Regions from separate parts of the Homo sapiens genome. Here region 2 is linked to region 1. A link is a loop called in an ENCODE intact Hi-C map of the cell type or tissue named here. Cell type or tissue: PC-3. All regions are shown on one strand. Region 1 overlaps WDR93 (WD repeat domain 93). Region 2 holds the start of KIF7 (kinesin family member 7).

What was found. A loop is a pair of places that touch in the nucleus more often than their neighbours do. Peaks named below come from ENCODE experiments on the same cell type or tissue, not always from the same donor. Only the 100,000 strongest peaks of a DNase experiment are listed, where the experiment ranks them.
Region 2: it touches region 1 in a loop (3-fold over the local background); 38 of 110 quality-filtered maps call a loop at or near these places.

The regions. Positions count from the first base shown.
Region 1 is chr15:89,739,027-89,741,526 of GRCh38, reverse strand. All of the region lies in intron 16 of WDR93 (WD repeat domain 93), which reads right to left. It also overlaps a transcript of MESP1 not described here. Among named protein-coding and RNA genes, the nearest start is that of MESP1, 11 kb to the left of the region's middle. In PC-3, CTCF peaks have their summits at 1,091 and 1,292 (motif pointing left); a DNase peak (open chromatin) is centred at 1,266.
Region 2 is chr15:89,655,288-89,657,787 of GRCh38, reverse strand. It overlaps KIF7 (kinesin family member 7), which reads left to right and starts at 2,321. Exons shown (of 19, transcript NM_198525.3): 1 at 2,321-2,389. RefSeq lists silencers at 1,416-1,710, 2,144-2,283. In PC-3, no CTCF peak of the experiment used is centred here; a DNase peak (open chromatin) is centred at 1,157; H3K4me3 peaks cover 638 bases; H3K27ac peaks cover 1 bases.

The sequences.
Region 1 (2,500 bases):
GCTGAGAATGGTGGCTCACACTGATAGTCCCAGAAATTTGTAAGGCCCAGGTGGGAGGGTCACTTGAGCCTAAGAGTTCAAGACCAGCCTGGGCAACATAGGGAGACCCTGCTTCCACAGATAATAAAAAAATTAGCTGGGTGTGGTGGCGCATGCCTGTGGCCCCAGTTGCTCGGAAGGCTGAGGCAGGATTGCCTGAGCCCGGGAAGTCAAGGCTGCAGTGAGCTGTGATTGCACCACTGCACTCCAGCCTGGATGACCCTGTCTCAAAAAATAGACAAAATAAAAATAAAATAAAATCCCTTTTACTTATTGAAAGAGATTCTGGTGTGATTTATGTGTAATAGCAAATAAAGAATATTTAACACTTATTTATTTATTTTTTTTGAGACAGATTCTTGCTCTGTCGCCCAGGCTGGAGTGCAATGGCATGATCTCAGCTTACTGTAACCTCCACCTCCTGAGTTCAAGCAATTCTCCTACCTCAGCCTCCTGAGTAGCTGGGATTATAGGCACCTGCCACCGTGCCCGGTTAATTTTTGTACTTTTAGTAGAGACGGGGTTTCACCATTTTGGCCAGCCTGGTCTCGAACGCCTGGCCTTAGGTGATCCACCCGCCTTGGCCTCCCAAAGTGCTGGGATTACAGGTGTGAGCCACCGCGCCCGGCCAATTTAACACTTTTTAAAAAAGTAATCTATACATTTGCAGCTTTTAAATAAAATCAGGCCAGGCGTGGTGGCTCATGTCTGTAATCCCACCACTTTGGCAGGCCGAGGCAGGCAGATAATCTGAGGTCAGTAGTTCGAGACCAGCCTGGCCAACATGGAGAAACCCCATCTCTACTAAAAATACAAAAATTAGCCGGGCGTGGTGGCGCATGCCTGTAATCCCAGCTACTGGGGAGGCTGAGGCAGGAGAATCGCTTGAACCCGGGAGGCAGAGGTTGCAGTGAGCCGAGATCGCGCCAGTGCACTTCAGCCTGGGTGATAAGAGTGAAACTCTGTTTCAAAAACAAAAACAAAAACAAAAAACAAAAACCCTCCCTGTGAAGAATAGTTGAACATTCTTGGTAGACCTTTAGAGAGGGCCAATGTCAACCATCGCCTTCTTCATTGCCTCTCTCTCCCCAGAGACTCATGAGACCATATTCGTCTCCTGACGAATAGGCACATTTCCCTCCGGGAGGTACCGAGAGCCTCCCAGCGACCCACTACAATGCAGGAAGGACTTGAACGCCCCTGTTAAGTGCAGGTATGAGCTAGGAAGCGGAGAGGAGCTATGGTGCCACCTAGTGGTAATGTTTAGAATTTTCCCAGGCATGAACTTGGATTAGCAGGGAGCCATCATCATGGTCATAACTACCATTTACTGAGCAACCACTCTGTGCCTGGTACTTTCCATGTATCATCCCACTTAATACCTTAAGCCAAAAAAAATCAGGCATCATTAAAATGGTCAGAACACAGCCTGGCATCTCACAGGTGCACAATATGTGTTTTTTGACTGAATGAGGAGGCTGAGTAACTCGCCCAAGGTCTCATTGTAAGTGGTAGTGTCAGAATCAAACTCAGGTCTGTTTGGCTCCAGACCTGCATATCTTAACCAGTCTACTTCAATCTTCCCTGAGTAAACAGTCTACACAGAGAAAGGGGGAAATAGTCGTGAAGTGACTCTTCCCTGAGTAAAGAGTCTACACAGAGAAAGGGGGAGACAGTCGTGAAGAGACATTATGGTGATTGGAGAGATCACAGAATCTCAGAGGTCACGTTACATACATAGGAACATCTAGGCACTGGAAGGAAAGGAACCTGCCAGAGCCACCTAGTTCTGTAGTGGCAGGCCCGGGACGAGGATCCAGGACTCCACTGATGACCCCAGTCCACCCGAAATGTGTGGTCAGATCCCAAAAGGAATCATCAACAAGGATTTGCAAATCCCCAGAAATTTATTGTGAGATGGATTAGAAGAGACACCTATTTCTCCAGAATGGCCTGAGTACTGTTCCTTATGCTTTGATAGCAGAAAGGAGGGCAAGAAAACAGTGCTTGCAGGATTAGGGAGAGTGGAAAGAGGAAGGGGAAGAGGAGAAACACACACATAACGGTTTATCTGAATGATGGGTAAAAGAAAGGGGTCTTAGATCATGGGTTGGCAAACATTTTCTGTAAAGGCCCAGAATGTAAATAATTTAGACTTTATAGGTCATGCTGTCTCCTTCGCAGCCTTCAATCCTGCCATAGCATACAGTAGCCATAGATAATACATAAACAAATGGGCACGGCTGTGTTCAAATAAAACCTTATTTACAAAACCAGGCAGTGGACTGGATATGGCCCACAGGTCATAGTTTGCCAACCCCATCTTAAGGATTGTGTCTAATAATCCAAACATACTTTTTTTTTTTTTTTTTGAGGCAGGGTCTGACTCTGTCACCCAGGCTGGAGTGCAATGGCACGATCTTGGCTCACTGCATCCTCTGCCTCCCAGGTTCAAGCAATT
Region 2 (2,500 bases), 84 kb after region 1:
ATTTGTTTCAAGTAACTATAATTATTCTTTGCTCTTCTGAAGCTCATGATGTCACAAGTTGGCTGGTAAGAACCCCTTTAAGTTGGGGCTTTTGTCATTTCAGGCCTACAGTATACATTTTAAAAGCATCTGAATTTTTTGACCACAAAATAATTATTCCAGTTCTTACCCTAATACATGGAATCAGCTACTTTTAATGGAAAATAGTGATAAAGGCCACAATTTGGACACTCGGGTACACACCAGATTGTTGCATATGAGTGCTACTGATACACAGAAAAACACTGCACATCCACCAGAAAGAGCAAGAAAAAAGATAAATCTTTCTAAAATCATGAACATTGATAGTTCCACCATCATGAAATTCTTTAAAAATTTATTGTAACATGAAAGTTTTTATTTTCTCTACAATTTAATTACTATAATTGTAATTAGAATTGTACCTCTGTCTCTCTCTCTTTTTTTTTTTTTTTTTTTGAGACAGGGTCTCACTCTCTCACACAGGTTGGAGTGCAGTGGCACCATCTCGGCTCACTGCAACCTCCACCTCCCAGGCTCAAGCCAGTGTATCTTCCTACTTCAACCTCCCAAGTAGCTGGGACTATAGGCCCATGCCACTACGCCTGCCTATGTTTTGCATTTTTTGTGGAAACAGCTTTGCCCTATTGCCCAGGTTGGTCTCAAACTCCTGGGCTGAAGGGATCTGCCTGCCTCAGCCTCCTAGAGTGATGGGTTTACAGGCATGAGCCACCTTGGCTGGCCCAGAATTGTACCTCTTAAAGCATGATGTTTCATTAATCATCATCACCTTTTATTACATTTTACACATATGAAAATCCAAGTTCAGTTTTCAGCTTCTTCACATTTTCAGGGTCTAAAATGATTCTCTTTGGGCATCACGGCGGCAGGCTGCTCTGTGTTGTTCTTGTTCAGGACCCCAATTGATTTAGAATATTTGGGAACAACAGTGTCATTCTACAGCATGTCAAAGAACACTGGGGTTTCATGTGCTCTTTCCAATTGCTCGAGGTTTTAGTTTCTCCTTAATTGAATTGTCTATTGGAGGAAATGGCACAGCTCCTGGCATCTGACAGATAGATGCTTGGTACCTGAATCATGGTCCTTTGTGATACACGAATCAGTTGGCCAGCCTCTCCTCTATGAAGCTTCGAGGATGTGGTTGTGGAGATTGTGGATGACTTTCCTATATCCACGCTGTCTCACACTGGTATTGCAAGCCAATCATGGTAGTTCCATCCCCTTGACAGTGATTAGTTTGGGGGTGGACAGGCCTAAGCTGTGTGGTACATGGAATGGGAAGGAAATCAGCTTGGAGTGCTCTTGATCCAAAGGGCATGCTTCACCACACACTGCTGTCTTCTTCCTCTGGACGTTTTGTGTCTGAAGTTGATGGCAAAAAAAAAAAAAGAGTTAAAAAGGCCACCTCCTTGGTAATGTTGCCACTGACTCAACCTGCCCAGGAGCCCTCATCCCTCTGGGTTTCACTGTTCCCCGAGATAACACATGACCTTATGGTTCAAGCCACTTCAAATTGTGGTTTCTGTTACTGGAGGCTGAGGGTTTCCTAATATAGATCTATCTGACGAGCCTGGCAATTTCTATGGCCTTTAATTATGTTGCCTGTCTATGACAGGTAATCTTCTATATACATAATAAAATTTCACTAGAAACTACACTGGAGTTTACTTTTTCTAATGGCGTTTTAAGTGACAAATATGTTTTCAGATTTTAAAATTCACCCATTCATGGTGCTTCCAGTGCAAACAATGGATCAGAGGTCTCAGAGGTGAAGACACCAACCATCTCTTTGAGGCTGCCGTGGACACCCCCAGATCACCTCTCCTGCCCCTCCTGGTGCCAAGTTTCCCTTGACAATGAGTGTAAGATGGAACTCAATTTTAGGAATGCTAAAATGTGAGAAAAAGAGAGTCTTATAACTGAGAAAACTTTTTTAAACGTGGGGAGATTAAAGTTTCTGCCGGCTGTGTGAGTGGCGTGCAGGAGGCGTGGTTTGGGACTGGGAGTGGAAAACAGAGACCGGGGATGAAGGTGACTCGGGGCTGAGGACAGGATGGTCTGGAGTCCAGTTTGGAGACAAATTCTAGAAAATAAGGCGATGCCATCATGAGGATGCTGCACACTCTCCAGGCCCAGCCCTTGAGCACGGGCCCCGCCCGCCCTGTCTGCGGGCCGACTCCGCGACGCCGACCGGCTCGCGCCTCCGCCCCCGAGCGCCCCGGCGGGCGGAGTTGCGGGTGAGGGGGGGGCTGGTTTGGGGGGCGGGGGTCCCGATGACGGCATCGGAGCGCGCCGCACTGGGGATGGAAACCTGACTGCCTGGCCCGGGACGGCGCTTGCAGCCAGGCAGGTGAGTGTGGGCCGGAGAGCGGGTTAGGGGCGAGGACCGGGTGGGTGGAGGGAGGCGCGCGCTCCCTCCTCGCGCAGGCCTGGGCCTAGTGGCCCTGGGAGCCGGCACTCC